Regions from separate parts of the Homo sapiens genome. Here region 2 is linked to region 1. Evidence: read pairs that join two places in POLR2A ChIA-PET (ENCODE). Cell type or tissue: GM12878. All regions are shown on one strand. Links, peaks and the distances in the headings refer to the core of each region. The heading gives the core; the rest is flanking DNA.

What was found. ChIA-PET counts read pairs that join two places held together with the same protein. Peaks named below come from ENCODE experiments on the same cell type or tissue, not always from the same donor. Only the 100,000 strongest peaks of a DNase experiment are listed, where the experiment ranks them.
Region 2: POLR2A ChIA-PET joins it to region 1 with 7 read pairs; 6 of 35 experiments call an interaction of 5 or more read pairs at or near these places.

The regions. Positions count from the first base shown.
Region 1 is chr19:30,032,551-30,042,476 of GRCh38, forward strand. It overlaps the pseudogene TAF9P3. Among named protein-coding and RNA genes, the nearest start is that of URI1, 95 kb to the left of the region's middle. In GM12878, for the core only: no CTCF peak of the experiment used is centred there; no DNase peak of the experiment used is centred there; H3K27ac peaks cover 232 bases.
Region 2 is chr19:29,978,555-29,988,480 of GRCh38, forward strand. URI1 (URI1 prefoldin like chaperone) reads left to right here. Exons shown (of 11, transcript NM_003796.3): 3 at 6,669-6,747; 4 at 7,728-7,863. Among named protein-coding and RNA genes, the nearest start is that of URI1, 41 kb to the left of the region's middle. In GM12878, for the core only: no CTCF peak of the experiment used is centred there; no DNase peak of the experiment used is centred there.

The sequences.
Region 1 (9,926 bases), core at 1,353-9,352:
TGCTGGTGTATAGGGAAGTGATTGACCATTGTAACCTTGCTATAATCACTTATAAGTTTCAGGAGGTTTTCTTTTTTGGTTGATTCTTTCCAGTTTTCTACAAAGATGACTGTCATCTATGTACAAAGACAGTTTGGCTTCCTCCTTCCAAATGTGTATACCTTTTATCTCTTTTTCTGTATTATCAAGGACTTGCAATATGAAGTTGAAAAGGAGTGGTGAGAGGGGATATCCTTGCCTTGTTCCTGATTAGTGGGAAGGCTTCAAGTTTCTCACCATTAAGTATGATGTTAGCGTGGGTTTTTGTAGATTTTTAAAAATTAAATTGAGGAACTTCACCCTATTCCTAGTTTACTGTGAGTTTTTATTATTAGCAGGTGTTGGATTTTGCCAAATGCTTTTTCTTCATCTATTGATGTGATCATGTGATTTTTTTCTTCTTTACCTTGTTGATGTGATAGATTACATTGATTTTCAAATGTTGAACCACCCTTGCATACCTAGAATAAATCTCACTTGGTCATGGTGTATAATATAATCCTTTGCATACATTTTTGGATTCAGTTTAATAATATTTTCTTGAGTTTTGCATCTGTGTTTATTAGCAATATTTGTCTGTAGTTTCTTGTAATGTCTTTGCCTGATTTTCATATGGTAATGCTGAACTCATAGAAGTAGGGAGTACTCCCTGTGCTTCTATCATCTGAAAGAGATAGGAGAGAATTGGTGTATTTTTTTTTTTTCCTTAAATGTTTCATAGAATTCATAAGTGTATCTGTCTGGGCCTGCGCTTTGTGTTTTGGAAAGTTATTAATTATTTAATAGAGATAGTCTTATTCCGATTGTCTGTTTCTTCTCGTGTGAGTTTTGGTAGATTGTGCTCTTCAAGGAATTGGTCCATTTTTTCTAGGAGTACCATATTTGTGTGCATAGACGTGTTCATAGTATTTCTTGGTTATCCTTTTAATCTCCCTGGGATCTGTAATGACATTCTCTTTTTTTATTTCTGAAATCAGCAATTTGTGTCCTCTCTCTTTTTTCTTAGTTAGCTTGTCTTACTGATTTTATTTATCTAAGAACCAGCTTTTGGTTTGGTTGATTTTCTCTACTGATTTTATGTTTTCAATTTCATTGATTTCTGCTTTAAATTTTTATTCTTCTCCTTACTTTGGAATTAATTTCCTCTCCTTTTTCTATTCTTATAAGGTGAAGGCTTAGATGATTAATTTTAGATCTCTCTTTTCTGATATATGCATTCAGTGTTAAAAATTTTCCTTTAAGCACTGTTTTCACTGCATCCCACAAATTTTGATAAGTTGTATTTTTTATTTTTGTTCAAAATATTTTAAAATTTCTTTTGAGACTTTCTTTGATCCATGTGTTACTTAGAAGTGTGTTGTTTAATCTCCAAGTATTTGGGAGATTTTCCAGCTATATTTGTTATTGATTTCTAGTTTAATTCAATTGTGATGTGAGAGCAGACACTGTATAATTGCTATTTTAAATTTGTTAAGGTGTGTTTTATGACCCCAAGTGTGATTTGTCTTGGTTAATGTTCCATATTAGCTTGGAAAAAATTATGTATTCTGCTGTTATTGAATGAAGTAGTCTGTAGATAACCATTATATCAAGTTAGTAAATGGTGTTAATGAGTTCAGCTGTGTCCTTAACTGATCTTTTGACTGCTGGATCTGCCCATTTCTGATAGATGGGTACTGAAGTTTCTAGGTATAATAGTGAATTCATCTGTTTCTCCTTCCAGTTCTGTCAGTTTTTTCTTATGTAGTTTGATGCTCTGTTTTTAGATGCATACACATTAAGGATTGCTATGTCTTCTTGGAAAATTGACCCCTATGTAACTGTAGAATGCTCCTTTTTTTTCCTGATAACTTTCCTTAATCTGAAGTCTGCTCTATCTGAAGTGAATATAATGACTCTCACTTTCTTTTGATTAATGTTAGCATGGTATATCTTTCTCCATCCATTTACTTTCAATTTATATGTGTCTTTAAGGTTTTTGTAGACAGTGTATAGTTGGGTCTTATTTTTTGGTTCATTCTGACAATTTATTTGTCTTTTAATTGGTACTTTTAAACCATTGGCATTTAAAATGATTATTGATATCGTTGGATTGACATCTACCATATTTTTACTGTTTTTATATTTGTTGCCCTTGTTCTTTTTCCTGTTTTTGTCTTCCACTCTTTTTCTGCTGTTTGGGTTTTTTTGTTTGTTTCTTTTCTCTTATCGATCCCTTGCCTGTTAAATACCCCTTTTGATTTTAATTGAGCATTTTTTATGATTCCGTTTTCTCTACTTAGCATATCAGTTATACTTTTTAAAAGCATCTTTTTAGTAGTTGCCCTGGAGTTCGGAACATCTACAGCTAATCCAAGTCCACTTTGAAATGATGATACTATACCATTTCATGGGTAATGCAAATGCCTTACAACAATCCTTATTCCTCCTCTCTGCTGTTCCTTGTATTGTTGCTGTTATTTATTTGACTAACACATCAGTATACATAAACATGTATATGTACATAGGTATACAAAATCAAATGCATTGTTGGTACTATTATTTGGAACAAATTGTTATCTGTTAAATAGGTAAGAATAAGAAACTAAGTTTCTGTTTTACGTTTACCTCTTCCTTATGCTCTTTATGAAGATCCGAATTTCTGAACTATATGATTTTCCTTCTATCTAAAGAACTCCTTTAACACTTCTGGAGTGCAGTGCCATGATCATGGCTCATGGCAGTCTGAATTCCTGGACTTCAGCGATCCTCCCACCTTGGCCTCCCAAAGTGCTGGGATTTCGGGTGTAAGCCACTGCACCTGGCCTCTCTCCTTTATTTTCGAAGGCTATTTCTCAGGATATAGAATTCTAGGTTGATAGTTCTTTTCTCTTGGTGCTTTAAATATTTCACTCCACTCTTCTTACTTGCATGCTTTCTAAGAAGTTGGGTATAATTCTTTCTTTTGCTTCTCTATAGGTAATGTGTTTTTTTCCCTCTGGTTTCTTTCAGGATTTTTCTTTATGAATTCTTATAGTTTGAAAATGATGATGCCTAGGTGGAATGTTTATCCTGCTTAGTGTTCTCTGAGCTTCCTGGATCTGTATTTGGTGTCTTATAATAATTTTGGGGAAATTCTTAGTTGTTACTGTTTCTGATATTTCTTCGGTTCCTTTTTTTTTTTCTTCTACTGATTTTCCCATTTTGCATATGCTACCCCCTTTGTAGGTGTCTTGCAGTTCCTGGATATTCTGTTCTGGAGTTTGCAGCCTTTTTTTTTTTTCTCTCTCTCTGTTTCCTTTTCAGTTTGGAGGTTTCTGTTGAGATATCCTCAAGCTCAGAGATTCCTAGCTTTATTCAGTCTGCTAATGAGCCCATCAAAGCATTCTTCATTTCTCCTGCAGTGTTTTTGATCTCTAGCCTTTCTTTTTGGTACTTTTTAGAATTTCCATCTCTCTGCTTACATTGCCCACTTGTGTTTGCATCCATCTAGTTTATTCATTAGAGCCTTTAGTATATTAATCATAGCTGTTTTAAATTCCTGGTCTGATCATGTCAACATCCTTGCTATATCTGTCTTGTTCTGATGCTTGCTCTATCTCTCAAATGACCTTTTTTGCCTTTCAGTATGCCTGGTGATTTTTCCTTAACAGCTGGGCACGTTCCTGAGTAAGAGGAAAGGCTGTAAATAGGCCCTTAGTAATGTGGATTTCTTTAGAGTTCTATAGTCCTGTGATCAGGTCTTAGTCTTTGAGTGAGCCTGTGCCTCTAGACTGTGTACATCACATGTGCTTCTCATTTCCCCCATCAGCCTTACTGAAGACACGATGACTAGAGGGAGCTGGTGTTTGGTATTTCTCTTCTCCCACATGGAAGGCAGGAGCTGCCTGAGGTTATTTCCCTTCCCCTAGGTCAGTTTGGCCCTGATAAAACCCCAGCAGTTTATCTTCCGGTTAAATAGTTTCTCCTGCGGGCAAACCTTGTTAAGAAGAACAGAGTGTTTTGGCATGTTTTTAAATGGTTCCTTTTCCTTTTCCCCTGCTGCAAACACAGGGGGATAGTTCTCAGATACTTGCTTTGAGAACCTGGTAGAGCTCCTGGAGGTAAAACTCACAAAAGTATGTGTGCCGGGGAATGACTGAGTCCCCCTGGAATTTTCAACTCAAGACTTGTCCACACTGTGCAGTTAAGTTAATTACAGTTCAGGTTTCCCTAGCCTGTCAGTTTTCCCTGGAGGCCTCTGTCTGAGGGTCTCGGCTCCAGTTACTTGTGCTTCTCTGCCTTTGCCTGCCGGTCACTCCAATTTCAGGGGCCATGATAGTTTGCCCTGTGGCTTCACTGTTCTTAACTAAGAATTGATTTTTCAGTTTGTTTAGCTGTTTACTTATTAGGATGTAGTGACAACGTCCAAGCTTGTATGCCAGGCCAGAAACTAATAGTCCAACTTTATCTTTGCTTTTTAGGGAAAGTATTTACAAAGGTCCTCACTTTGTCATTCCTCTCAATTACCTTTGAAACTTTTTCTTTAAATGTTAAATTGTCTACCTGTGAATTTACCATGTTGAGTGCTCTTCATTATTTTCTGTACATTGAAGTTGCCACCTGGTTTTCTTTTCCTCCAGCCTGTAGAACTTGCTTTAATCACGTTTTAAATGGTCCTTCCCGTAATGTGAAGGGCGGGTGAGCAAGGCGCTCAGAGCCGTCGTGGGGAGGACCATGTTGCTTCCAAGCATCCTGCTCACCAGTACACCAGGGGTTGGAAAAACCACACTAGGCAAAGGACTTGTGTCAAAATCAGGACTGAAATACATTAATGTGGGTGATTTAGCTCAAGAAGTCTGATCATCGTATATCATGGAGTCTGGCAAGATGGCTTCTCCCAAGAGCATGCCGAAAGATGCACAGATGATGGCACAAATCCTGAAGGATCTGGGAATTACAGAATATGAGCCAAGACTTATAAATCAGATGTTAGAGTTTGCCTTCCGTTATGTGACCACAATTCTAGATGATGCAAAAATTTACTCCAGCCATGCTAAGAAAGCTACCGTTGATGCAGATGATGTGCAGTTGGCAATCCAGTTCCACGCTGACCAGTCTTTTACCTCTCTTCCCCCAAGAGATTTTTTTATTAGATATCGCAAGGCAAAGAAATCAAACCCCTTTTCCATTAATCAAGCCATATTCAGGTCCTAGATTGCCACCTGATAGATATTGCTTAACAGCTCCAAATTATAGGCTGAAATCTTTACAGAAAAAGGCATCAACTTCCACGGGAAGAGTAACAGTCCCGCAGTTAAGTGTTGGTTCAGTTGCTAGCAGACCAAGTACTCCCACACTAGGCACACCAACCCCACAGACCATGTCTGTTTCAACTAAAGTAGGGACTCCCGTGTCCCTCACAGGGCAAAGGTTTACAGTACAGATGCCTACTTCACAGTCTCCAGCTGTAAAATCTTCAATTCCTGCAACATCAGCAGTTCAGAATGTTCTGATTAATCCATCATTAATTGGGTCCAAAAGCTTCTTATTACCACTAATACGGTGTTATCACAAAATACTGCCAATGAATCATCAAATGCATTGAAAAAGCGTGAAGAAGATGATTATGATAATTTGTAATTTAGCCTTGCTGCATGTAACATGTATACTTGGTCTTGAATTCATTGTACTGATACTAAACATGCGTGCTGGATGTTTTCAAGTTGTATTTTAGAAAACTTTCATATTTAATGAGTAAATACAATTACCATACTTTTCAATTGAAATGAAGGTTTTTCATCAGCCTTAAAAGTGTAAGAAAAATCAAGTTGTCATTAATTTGAAAAAAATAATGTTTTAAATGTTGGTGTGCTAGATCAAGTTCTTTCAACTTTTCTCTGAAATAATATTATTTTGCCTTTATATTTGAAAGATATTTTTGCTAGGTATAGAATCCCAAGTTGACAGGTTATTTTCCTCCCTCCCTCCCTCCCTCCCTCCCTTCTCCCCTCCCCTCCGCTCACTCGCTCGCTTTCTTGCTTGCTTGCTTGCTTGCTTGCTTGCTTGCTTTTCTTTCTTTCTTTCTTTCTTTCTTTCTTTCTGTCTCTCTCTCTCTTTCTTTCTTTTGAGACGAGGTCTCGCTCTGTCACTCAAGCTGGAATGCAACAGCATGGATCATAGCTCACTGCAACCCTTGGGCTCAAGCAGTCTTCCTGCCTCAGTCTCCTGAGTACCTGGGACTACAGACACATGTCACCAGGTCCAGCTAATTTTTAAATTTCATGTAGAGACGGGGTCTCACAATGTTGTCTAGGCTGGTCTTGAACACCTGGGCTCAAGTGTTCCATCCTCCTGCCTTGGCCTCCCAAAATGCTGGGATTATAGGCATGAGCCCCACCATGCATGACCTGGTTTTCTTCTCTAGCACTTTGAAGATGTTTTCCCTTGTCTTTTGCACTTCGTGGTGCTGTGTTATCTTTTATTAGTCTTATTTCAGTTCCACTGTAGGTAGTATGCATTTTCCTCTGGCAATCTAATTATGATATGCATAGGTATATTCTTTGTGTTTGGTCTTGTCAGGGCCTGTTGAGTATCTTGGATCTGCAGATTTAGAGTTTTCATCAAATGTGGAAATATTTTGGCCATATTTTTTCCAATTTTGCTTGGGCCCCAATCTCTTTTTCTCCTGTTTCTGGAACACCAATTACATTTATATTGTATAGTTTTTTTTCTTTTTTTTTTTTTGAGAGCGAGTCTCGTTCTGTCACCCAGGCTGGAGTACAGTGGTGAGATCTTGGCTTACTGCAACCTCTGCCCCCAGGATTCTAGCGATTCTCCTGCCTCAGCCTCCCGAGTAGCTGGGATTACAGATGCCTGCCACCATGCCTGGCTAATTTTTTTGTACTTTTAGTAGAGATGGGGTTTTGCCATGTTCGCCAGGCTGGTCTCAAACTCTTGACCTCAGGTGATCTGCCTGCCTTGGCCTCCCAAAGTGCTGGGATTACAGGTGTGAGCCACCATCCCCAGCCTATTATATAGCTTTTATTGTTCCATAAGGTCACCGAGGCTTGGTTCATTTTTGTGTAGTCCTTTTTCTTTCTGTGTTTAATTATGGTTAATTTTTATTGATATATCTTCATGTTCACTAAATTTTTATTTTTATTTTTTTGTAATGTCTGATTTACTCTTGCACACATCCAGTAAATTTTTTGTTTCAGATATTATATTTGAACATGCCTACAGGAATATACCTGTATACCTCTAGGATTTCCATTTTTTAAATAAGATTTTTAATTTCTCTTTATTATGTTAATGATTTTCTTTAAATTTTGAAGCATATTTATAATAGCTGTTTTAAAGTCCTCATCTGCTCATTCTATCATTTCTGTCATTTTTGTGTCTATTCCTACCTGGCTGTGGGTCATAATTTGGATCCTATTTTCATGTTTAGTAATTTTTAATTTGATGCCAGAATTTTTGTTAATCTTTTTATTTTGGAATAAACCTAGATTTACGGAAAAGTTTAAAGATAATGCAGAGAGTTCTCATACGTTCCTCACCCAGTTTTAGTGTCCTCTAATGTGAACACACTACATTACCAAGGTACATGTGTCAGAACTAAGAAATTAGCACAAGGCAATACTATTTACTAAAGTATAGACTTTATTGAAATGTTACTAGTTTTTCTACCAATGTTCTTTTTCTTTTCCAGGATTCATTCCAAGATACCTGTTGTATTTTGTGGTCATGTCTTCTTAGTCTCATCCTATCTGACAATTTCTCAATTTTTTCTTTTTCATGACCTTGTACTTTTGAAGAGTATTGGCCTGTGGGTGTTTTACAGAATATTCCTCAATTTGAGTTTGCCCAGTGTTTTCTTACAATTAGCCTGAGGTTGTGAGTTTTCAAGAGAATACCATAGATGTGAGGTGTCTTTCTCTGCACATAATATCACTGCGTTAATCTTGATTACTTTGTTGAGTTGGTACCTGTTTGGTTTCTCCACTATAAGACCAGTCTTATTTTGCTTGGATTCCTTCTCTCTGTGCTGTGGTCCAACAAACCTCTCAAGACAAAGAGTGATTATAGGACTTACCTCATTTACTTAGGAATCTTAGTCTTATATTTCTTGGTCCTAGTGTCTGAAAACACTTGTTTTCAGTTTTCTAGCTGTTTATGGCAGAAGAGCAAATTCTGTAGCCCTGAATCCTTCAACACTAGAGTCAGAAGTCCTTGGCAGGACCTCTTCTTGAGTTCCTTGCTTGCAGTTTCTCAGTTAATTTCATAGCTTGCAGTTCCTCTGATCTTGACCTACATGAAGGCCAACTCACAGCTAGCATTCCCAAGGGAGACTTGATATGGTTTGGCTCTGTGTCCCCACCTAAATCTCATCTTGAATTGTACTCCCATAATTCCCACGTGTTGAGGGAGGGACCTGGTGGGAGATAATTTGAATCATGGGGACTGTTTCCCCCATACTGTTTTGTGGTAGTGTGTCTCATGAGATCTGATGGTTTTATCAGGGGTTTCCACTTTTGCTTCTTCCTCATTTTCTCTTGCCGCCACCATGTAAGAAGTGCCTTTTGGCCGGGTGCATTGGCTCACACCTGTAATCCCAGCACTTTGGGAGGCTGAGGTGGGCAGATCACAAGGTCAGGAGTTCAAGACCAGCCTGGCCAACATGGTGAAACCCTGTCTCTACGAAAAATATAAAAACTAGCTGGGCAGGGTGGTGCATTCCTGCAATCCCAGCTACTCAGGAGGCTGAGGCAGGAGAATTGCTTGAACCAGGACCCAGGAGGTGGAGGTTGCAGTGAGCTGAGATCACACCACTGCATTCCAGCCTGTGCTACAGAGCAAGACTCTGTCTCAAAAAAAAAAAGCCTTTCACCTCCTGCCATGATTCTGAGGTCTCCCCAGCCATGTGGAACTGTAAGTCAAATTAAACCTCTTTTTTCTTCCCAGTCTTGGGTATGTCATTATTAGCAGTGTAAAAATGGACTGATACAGTAAATTGGTACCAGTAGAGTGGAGTGTTGCTGAAAAGATACCCAAAAATGTGGAGGCAACTTTGGAACTGGGTAACAGGCAGAGTTTGGAGGGCTCAGAAGAAGACAGGAAAATGTGGGAAGGTTTGGAACTTCCTAGAGAATTGTTGAATGGCTTTGACAAAAATACTGATAAAGGTGTGGACAATGAAATCCAGGCTGACGTGGTCTCAGATGGAGATGAAGAACTTGGGAACTGGAGCAAAGGCGACTCTTGTTATGTTTTAGTGTAAGAGTCTGGTGGCATTTTGCCCCTGCCCTAGAGATTTGTGGAACTTTGACTTCAGAGAGATGATTTAGCGTATCTGGCAGAAGAAATTTCTAGGCAGAAAAGCATTCAAGAGGTGACTTGGCTGCCATTAAAGGCATTCAGTTTTAAAAGGGAAGCAGAGCATAAAAGTTTGGAAAATTTGCAGCCTGACAATGCGATAGAAAAGAAAATCCCATTTTCTGAGGAGAAATTCGAGCCGACTGCAGATATTTGCATAAGTAACAAGGAGTTGAATGTTAATCCCCAAGACAATGGGGAAAATGTCTCCAGGTCATGTTAGAGAACTTTGTGGCAGCCTCTTCCATCACAGATCCGGAGGTCTAGGAGGAAAAATGGTTTTGTGGAGAGGACCTAGAGTCCCCGTGCTATGTGCAGTCTAGGGACTTGGTGTCCTGTGTCCTAGCTGCTCCAGCTGTGGCTGAAAGGGGCCAACATAGTGCTTAGGCCGTGGCTTCAGAGAGTGCAAGCCCCAAGACTTGGAAGCTTCCATGTGGTGGTGAGCTTGCAGGTGCACAGAAGTCAAGAACTGGGGTTTTGGAACCTCTGCCTAGATTTCAGAAGATGTATGGAAATGCCTGGATGCCCAGGCAGAAGTTTGCTGCAGGGGT
Region 2 (9,926 bases), core at 555-8,554, 55 kb before region 1:
GGATGAAGATGTGAATATTGCAACAACCACAGTGCTTGTCTGAGAAGTGCATCACTTGGTGATAATCCTGAGTGCTTGTTCTTATTTTGAGAAATATAAGTCCAGATTCCACTATACCAAAGACAGATTGGGGTGGGTATCAGTGTAAGACCTGAGAGAAATGTAGGCTGTGAAAAATGGAGGCATGCCTATAATTTACTTTTTACTAATTCATATTGAACTCATGATCAAATTGGTGAGGGTTTTCACATTTTTCTTTTATTTTTAAGTCAGTTGATAATTTTGAGGTTTTTAAATATTTGGTAGGTTCAAAACCAGGATTGCCATTTTTCACTGTTGTAAAACCTCTTGAGAAACTTTAACCCGGAGGTATCTATGATTGGGCCTCTGCTGAAACTATATGTAAAATATGAGTTCTTTTCTCAGGGAAGAGCCTAGAGTTTTTCTAGTTTCTCATAGGGATCAGTGACCTAAAAGGGTTTTTTAATTGCTACTGTAATTAAGAAAACCCACAAAATTACTTTTTTCTAAAATATGCTTTAGAAAGAAAATATAGAAAGTGTAAAGTAGCAAAACCTATGAATTACGGTAAGATTTAAGTAGAAATTTGCACAAACTTTCAAAGCTTAAGTCAGCTATAAACTCATCACACCTTTTCTAAAAGGTCCTTTCCTTTGATTTGTAATAGGAATTTATATTAGTTATAGAAAATTTGGAAAATAAAAAGAACAAAAATTACATATAAACTCATCAGTAAAAATTAACTAGGCACTTTAGGATATTTCTTTCAAACGTAGATGAATGTGTTTTTACATAATTTTAAAGGTTTTTTGCTTTGAATTCACATCTCATTTTCTTAGAGCAAAAGATTAGTAATGAGTGAAGAAACAGGCACCTGTGATAACTGACAAGTCTTCAAACACATGTGTATGGTTGTTGTAGAGAGAACAGTAGAACAGATTTTTCTGTCCAGGCTTACTATATATATATATCCATTGCACTGTTTTCTCATTGTTGAAAAGTTAAATTGAAGAAATCTAGTAGAATGTTAGCTGCATCTCTCTTTAGATAATTTTGTTTCATTGACTTGAAAAATTATGTTTTTATATGCGGGTTAATCTTGGTATCTATGTCTAATAGTAAAGTTTTCTGATGGACTCATAAAATATAAAGAACATAGATTATTTCATCAGCATCTTCTGATGACATAAATTCCTTGGTATAATAGAGTTATAAAAAAGGAATATACCACCATTCTGCCTGAATTTTGTGGTACATTTCAGTTACTTATATCAATTGAAATTACTGAATATTTTGCCATGACCATTTAGAAAAAAAGTGTAATGCTATTGATTTAATTCAAGTACATTTAAATTTTCCATGAGGAGTGTTCCTTTTCCCACCAAATTGCATAAAGCATAACAGTATAGATCCCTTTTTCAAGAATTTTTAAATAAAATGTAACTTTTATCAATTTGTTTAGATTGTTTAAAAGGATACTTTGAAAAAAATCATTATTTCTTGCTTTAGTAACTGGAGGACATCTCTTTATCTATATAGAATCCATGCCCAAACTTAATATTCCTCTATTTTCTTGATTTTAGAGGTGAAAAGCCAGGCATCCTTCAAGCTAGTGGATCTTTGACAAAGATGCATTGCAAAACAATCAACAAACAATCAGAAAGGCATGCTATGTGTGAGTGATGATCCCTGCAGCATATGCCATAGGCTTGTTGTAGAGGAGCTGCTCAGTAAATGGTGGATTCAATTGAAACAAGTCTTTTTTGGATGCTTAATGGGAAGTTGTAGGGTGGGTATGATGGACTAAAAATTATTTCTAAAGAAGGTTATATATTGTATATATTCCAGAATCTTCCGTTTTTATCGTTTCTTAAATTAAAAAATAAAAATTTAACTCTGTCCCAGGTTAACTCAGATGTTAACACTTATATAGAAATTTTTTTCCTCTTTCCCCGTTAGGCATCTCACAGTATTTTCTGCTTGTCTGTTTAGGATGTTAGGTAGAGGAAAAGAGAGTGATAGAAGATTTTTTTTCTTAAAAAAAAAAAAAAAAAAAAAAAAAAACTGGGCCAGGCATGGTGGCTCACACCTGTAATCCCAGCACTCTGGGAGGCCGAAGCGGGTAGATCACAAGGTCAGGGTTCGAGACCAGCCTGACCAACATGGTGAAACCCCGTCTCTACTAAAAATACAAAAATTAGCCGGGTGCGGTGGCGCGTGCCTATAATCTCAGCTACTCAGGAGGCTGAGGCAGGAGAATCGCTTGAACCTGGGAGGTGGAGGTTGCAGTGAGCCGAGATCACGCCACGGCACTCCAGGCTGGGTGAAAGAGTGAGACTCCATCTCCAAAAAAAAAAAAAAAAAAAAAAGTTCAATGTTAGTATTTGCTGTCTATTTTAACTTCTTACTTTAAAGTAAAATTAGCAAAGTCTTATTGTTTCAACCTGATTTAAATTTTATCTCCCTTTTTTATTATTTAAAGGTTGGAGTCTTTATCACTGGCCTCAAAGGATGTAGACTTTTTTTTTTTAATAGAGATTTTTATTTTTGTCAGTCACTTTTAAGAGGATTAAAAATGTTGATCCCTTTCATATTTCCTCGTCCCTTTAAAAATATTCTATTATGACAAATTTCAAACATATGGAAGAGTGAATCTTGATCACCTATCTGTCTGTACCCTAATCCGTTAATCCATTTTTTTCTGATGAATTTCAAATTAAGTTGTGGACATCTGTGTATTTCACCCCTAAATACTTGAGCATATCCCTCATTTAACTTGATTTCTCTCTTACTTTCTACAATTTTATGCAAATGAGCTGTTTCCCATAGGTTCTGTCTTGATCTTAATCCTTTAAGGGTAAGGGCTAACTTGTGGTTGTGTTAATGGTCTTCATCGCTGCTGCCTATTTTTTTTTTTTAATTTCCTTAAAACAAAAGGTACTCTCAAAAGGCATATTGCACATGATTAGCAAGATTCAGAAGGAAGTGGTTAAAGTTTCTTACATGCCTTATACCTATGCTTTTAGTTCTTGTTTTGTATAAGGAATGTTGCATGAGGATATTGGAAAAAAATTTAAAATTAAGAGTTGAAGGCGGAACCTGATCTATAAGGATCCATTATGTTGAAGCCAAAGAAGCAGGTCTAGCTATTCTAAGTAAGTAGGCTGGAGAGGTGTTTCTTAACTCTATCTGGGTTTTGTTTTCCATTTGAAGAAAAATTATTTTAAGCAATTACCATTTTTGATTACTGTAATGACTCCTGTGTCCAAAAATTAATTACGTTTCTAATTATTAAAATAGAAAAAAAAATCTGTTCAAATTTTGTTATAAATAAAGACCCCAGACTTAACCTCAGTAATGCATTAGTTCTTAGCATAACTTTTGCATTTTCTGTTGCATAGGCTTTGTGATCTTTAACAGGATTATTTAAGCCTGAAATAATAGAGATACTATTTGGAGATCACTGTTTGACTAAGCCCTGAACATTTCCACGAATGTAGCCTTTAGAGAGAGAGGGTTCCTCAAGCTGTAGTTTCTTCCAGAGACATTGCTTGACTCCTCCTGGCCTCCCTTCATAAAGGATTTCTACATGGGCTGCATTTTAAGTGATCTTCTACTTTTGTATTTTTAGAAAATAATTCAAAATTTATAAATAGCAACTCTAATCTTAAACTGCTCTCCAGTATGTCCGCATTTTTATTCCAGAGAGAATTATTAATAAGTTGAAAACTGATTATATTTGACTTGAAATATTGACATTGATCTCTGGTATTGCCTGTTTTTGAACGTACTGTTCTTTTAATGTACAAAATAGATGTTTTTTGTGAGGAAGTTGTTTTTTTTTCTCCTAAGCATTGTTACCAAAATAAGACTTATTGAATGGTGACTTTAATACTAGCTTCTTAATATTCATAGAAATATTTAGATATCTAGGCTGGTGTATTTAGTCCTTGAGCATTTGCAGAATTACTTATCTGAAACATAAATAAGCTGTTAGTGTTATGTTATTAATAGTGAGTGTTGACTGTCTAGGCACTGTACCAGTCAGTCCTATGGAGACATTCTCCCATTGATTGCTCACACCAGTCCTGTTTCCAAAGCCCCTGAATGGTTACATTCAGCTGTACTGTCTTTCAGCAAGTTATACTATTTGTATCAAATTGGTTAGTGAAATCTTGTAGGTAATAGTCTTTCTTGAAAGTTTTGGAATTGATGTTTTTTGATGCTTCATGAAAAAAATGAGTTTTGAGTTTTGGAACCAAAATAGTAGTTGCTCCATGCTGGGCAGTGTGTTAGACCTTTTATATTTAATTCTGTTGAACCTGTGAGATAAGTATTAGTCCAATTTTGCCATTGAAGTTACTAAGACTAAGGTGAATTTGTGTAAATTGCATGTAGAGCTTGGGATTCACTCTCTGGTCTGACTTCAAAGCCATGTTCTTTCTGGTACATAGCCTTGTGCATGAAGTTTTTTTGCCATTTTATCCATATAAAAATTTTCCAGGAGGAGGATTTTTGCCTTAAACAAAAGAATAAAACATGTTTCGTATTTATTTATAGAAAAGGATTTTTTTTGGGGAAAGTTATAAAGCAGTTGCACACTAGAAAATGAGAAAGCTTTCATGAAGGAATGCAGGTCAGAAGACCTAGCTAGGTTAAACTCATTGCTTACCTCATCTTGATAGAGGAGATCTGGCTTCTTGCTATGTGGTTTTTCCATCTTCCTTCTACTTTGTCTTCTGTAAGAGAAAAATACTGATAAGTGACATTTATTATAGGTTATGTAAAATAATATATATGTGAAATTCCTTAAGATCTTAAGACTGAGCTAATTTTTTTTTATTAATTATGCTACTGTTGCTTCAGGGAACTAAGCAGTAAGCTGAAACCAATTCTGTGATGTTTGTCATTTATATTATCTGGAGAGTTGTTACCTACATTGCAGTTTATCCTGATTTCAATTTGACAATGTCTACATGTTCTTTTAAATTACTTGCTGAGTTGGTGAATTTTTGTTTCTGTTATTTTTAAAAACTGACAACATCCTTCTGCTTAAAAAAAATTCAGTGCTGTAGTTTTGCTTGCAGCCTGTATCTTAGCAGGGAACCCTTTGGAAACCCAGTCTCCAGAGAAAGTTTGACGGGCATCTTGGCATAGGCTGCTGCCTGGTATTACTCAAAAAGAAGGGCTGTTCATTTCCAGCAGGTGTTAAGAGCTGAGTAAGGCCCATAGCATGGAAATACGATCATCTCTGCCCCTACAGAGTTACATATACCTTTTGGTTGTTTGAAATTACTTATTTGGTAGCTCTGTTTGATGTAACAAGAAACAGACTCCTAGGCCAAATTGAAACGCCTTTTGTATTATCTCTACTTAATTTCTTCTACCCCCAGTTGATTCTCTCTTACCTTAATCACATTATTATGAATAATTGAAGAGCTGATGATGCATTTTTCAGCCTAAGGTTTTCTGATGAGGACTAAAGCATCTGATCAAATTTCATGTTCATGATTTCAACTTCACAGCCAGTATCTATTCACTCAAAAGCTTTATTAAATCTCTTCTTTCGGCCGGGTGTGGTGGCTCATGCCTGTAATCCCAGCACTTTGGGAGGCTGCGGTGGGGGGATCGCTTGAAGCCAGGAGTTCGAGACCAGCCTGGCCAACGTGGCGAAGAAACCTAATCTCTATGGAAGATACAAAAATTAGCTGGGCGTGGTGTCATGCGTCTGTAGTCTCAGCTACTCAGGAGGCTAAGGCAGGGGAATCACTTGAACCCAGGAGGTGGAGGTTGCAGTGAGCTGAGATTGTGCCACTGCACTCCAGCCTGGGCAACAGAGAGAGACTCTGTCTTAAAATAAATAAATCTCTTCTTTTTTCATCTTGAGTCCCTTCTTCTCTCCAAATATCAGGCCCTCTTTTACTGTCTCCCTTAATTTTCACATTTTATTTGGTCCAGATAGTCTTGTATCTTAAAAAACAGTAATTCTCAAAATTTGAGTATTCTGCTTCTAAATGCCAGAGTCCCTGAAGAGTCTTAATTCTTCAATAAATGTATGGTAGAATAATGCCATTGCTAAACTGTATAAAAACAGGATTTTAAAACTAAAAATAAAACCACATTAATCTTGAATTTGCTAAAATTATGTTTTTGATTAGCTTGTTTTATGATACCTGGCCTACTGGGCCTCCCAAATTGCTGGGATTACAGGCGTGAGCCACCACACACGACTGAAAGAAGAGATTTAATAAAGCTTTTGAGTGAGGCCAGGTGCAGTGGCTCACGCCTGTAACTCTAGCACTTCAGGAGGCTGAAGTGGGAGGATCATGAGGTCAGGAGTTCAAGACCAGCCTGACCAACATGGTGAAACCTCCTCTCTACTGAAAATACAAAAACTAGCCTTGCATGGTGGCGCACACTTGTAATCCCAGCTACTCAGGAGGCTGAGGCAGGAGAATTGCTTGAACCCGGGAGGTGGAGGGTGCAGTGAGCCGAGATCACGCCACTGCACTTTAGCCTGGGCGACGGAGCGACACTCTGTCTCAAAAAAAAAAAAAAAAAAAAAAAAAAAAAAAAAAAAAAAAAAAAAAAAAAAAAAAAAAGAAAAATCGTTAATAATGTGTGTATTTGGTGTTTTCTGTCAACAGGAAGAAGGTAGATAATGACTATAATGCCCTTCGAGAAAGACTCAGCACCTTGCCTGATAAATTGTCTTATAATATAATGGTATGTTTGGTGTGTTTCTTTTAAAGTAATAGTTGTTTCTTGTAAACATATTAACTATGTGTCGGTTCACAGAATGTCAGGCTGATGGACTGTGTCCAAGGTAACTATGTAGCAAGGAAGATTTGTTTTGTTTTACTTTATAAGAACACAGTAATTGTAGTAATTGTTGGTATTTACCTTTTTTTTTCAGAATATATATGGTGACACAAATGACATAAATATTAGCACAAAATTGGACATATTTCAAATGGAAACTTACTATATAAAAAATGTAATTATGACAGAAATATGGTACTAAGTCGTTTCTTGTTAGCCAGAGCAGGAATAGGCCATAATGTTTTGTAATTCACAGAATTAAACCTTAGGACATTGATTTTTATATAAAAACGTGCTGCTAATTTTTGTTTTAATGATCTTCACATCGACATAGTGATCTGTTCATGAGCCCTGGATTAGAGCCTTTCATTGCATGAATGTTCTTTCTTATGAAGACTTTGTTCTTTTATACTAGTCCAAGTATTTTGTATATATAGCTAGATAGATCCATTAAAGCTATTTGTTTACTAATTCCTGCTTTGCAAAAGTGTCTACTTTATTGAAAATAATTTTTAGTTTTCTTTATCAAAAGTATTTTGCATTGACAATGTTTCACTACTAGTTGCTTTCACTTAGATTTGCAAGTGAATGAAAAGTATAAACATGCCGAGACAGTACTACTTTCTTTAAGAGCTATATGTAAATATGGTGTGGATTTATTTTCCTGTTTTAACATTGATTTATGAACATAAAGCAATTTTCTTTAGATTTTCCTAGTAAAATTTTAATATAGTGTTGAATTTCTGTGAAGCTGGCATTTTATTTTTCCCAATGTATAAATAAAAAAATTCAGTTATGTAAGGCTTTTAATGCGAAGTGTTTTATAAAATGTACTTTTCAGTGTTTTATGTTTTTTCCCTTTTTTCTTTTTTTTTAAACAATAGGTACCATTTGGCCCTTTTGCCTTCATGCCAGGAAAACTTGTCCATACTAATGAAGTCACTGTTTTACTGGGGGACAACTGGTTTGCAAAGTGCTCAGCAAAGCAGGCTGTAGGTTTAGTTGAGCACCGGAAAGAACGTAGGTACCCATTTTAAATGATGTTTCTTTGTTGTATATGTATCCATTCACAGATTGCCAAGCTGAAGGGCTGTTTCTTACCAAAAGTACCTTCCGTGATCTATGAATCCAGGCTGTTTGTGATTCTGTTGAATTGTAGGTAGTTTGAGTAGAACCAACATTTGAGAATGAGCTGGAGAATGGAGCATCCGGGTTGGAAATGTCACCTACATTGGCATGTTTTCAGAAGTTACAAAGTTTCAAAGTCATTATGTGATTTTGTAGTTAGAAGTTGGGAAGACATAAAAATTGGAGTCATTTTATACCTTATAATTTTTTTTTAGTTGCTATTATAGACTTATTTTTGCACTTAATACTTTAGTACACAGAAATAATGTGTTTTCTCCTTAGTGAACTAAGAGAAATACCTGTTTACATAAGTAGACAATTCTTAAAAATGCTTTTTGGTTTGGAAAAAAAACCATATTTTCATTTGATAGAGGAGACCAGGTGTGAAAAGGTGCTACCTAAAACAGCACCCTTATCCTTTTTCAGTTGTTTGAGTTCTCTGCATCCCTTTATTAGGGCAGCTCTTGAGTTTTGTTTATCCGTGCTATTATCTGTAGGTGTATAGAAGCCTACATACACACACACAACACACACTACACATTTTGCAGTTGGATGAGCTAGCTTGGGTTCTAGCTTAGTTATATTTTAAAATTAGGTTCAGTTTATAATCTGTTGTTATTTCTGTAATACGTATTTAGATTGAGAGTATAATATCCGCCCTACCTGCTTTTTAACCTTTTAGTTAAATGTGTATTTGAAAATAAATGATGGGAAGATCCTTTTTTATAAATAAGGTCATACTAAACAGAAAACAGCTGAGTTTTCTAAAGCTGAACTTGATTTCACTTATACATGAATGAGTACTAGAGAACTCATTTACTCAGTGAAATTCTGGGAACTATATTTGGAGACTCTAATTGCAAATCAACTCCTATAAGTTTATAATTGATATATATTTTGATCTTTTGTGACACTAATCAGAATCTTATTGTTAGGCCTGTATGTAATTTCTGGCAATGATAAATCTTTTGGCTTTGCTGCATTATTTTTGTCATGTATATTAGCGAAAGAGAATGGGCATACTTTTTTCTTAAAGACCTTACTGAAGACGAAGCCTCTCTTTATATACTGAAGTAGCTCTGATGTTATGAAATGAATCCATAGCCTGTTGAAGTTTGTTCACATTGATTTTCATATTTCAGTGAAAAAAATCTTTATAATTAGTTATAACTTAAAATATTAATGGGAATACTTATACTACAATAGAATAGAGCTCTAGAGTAGAGAAACATGTTTTTGTAAATCACTTTCTAGTAGTTAAATATGGTTTTGGAAAGTGACCAAACATAGATGACTTTTGGGATCAATATTTATCTAAAATAATTTTCAAAGTACATATTTCCTGTTACAATAAATTCTGGGCCGGGCGCAGGGGCTCATGCCTGTAATCCCAGCACTTTGGGAGGACAAGGCAGGTGGATCACCTGAGGTCAGGAGTCCGAGACCAGCCCGACCAACGTGGTAAAACCTCGTCTCTACTAAAAATACAAAAATTAGCCGGGCGTGGTGGTGTGTGCCTGTAGTCCCAGCTACTTGGGAGGCTGAGACAGGAGAATCACTTGAACCCAGGAGGTGGAGGTTGCAGTGAGCTGAGATTGTGCCACTGCACTCCAGCCTGGGCAACAAAGCGAAATTTTGTCTCAAAAAAAAAAAAAAAATTACGTAAAGCTCTTTTATTCACATGGTTTTATAATTTATACCTGAAGAAAATACTTAGGTATATTGTTGTACTTCACATTTATTAAGAAAAGGTACTTTATTTTTCTTAAGGCAGAGGAAATATAACCAGTTAAACACATAGTCATCTATGTCATGGTTGATTGGGGTAATTGGGGAAGGTCTGAGTTACAACACGGGTCATGATTTGTTTAGCCAGCACCACAGTCAGGACACGGAATAGGATACAAGATACTGCTCTCAGGACTCAGCTCCTATCAAAACCTCCCTCACACTGC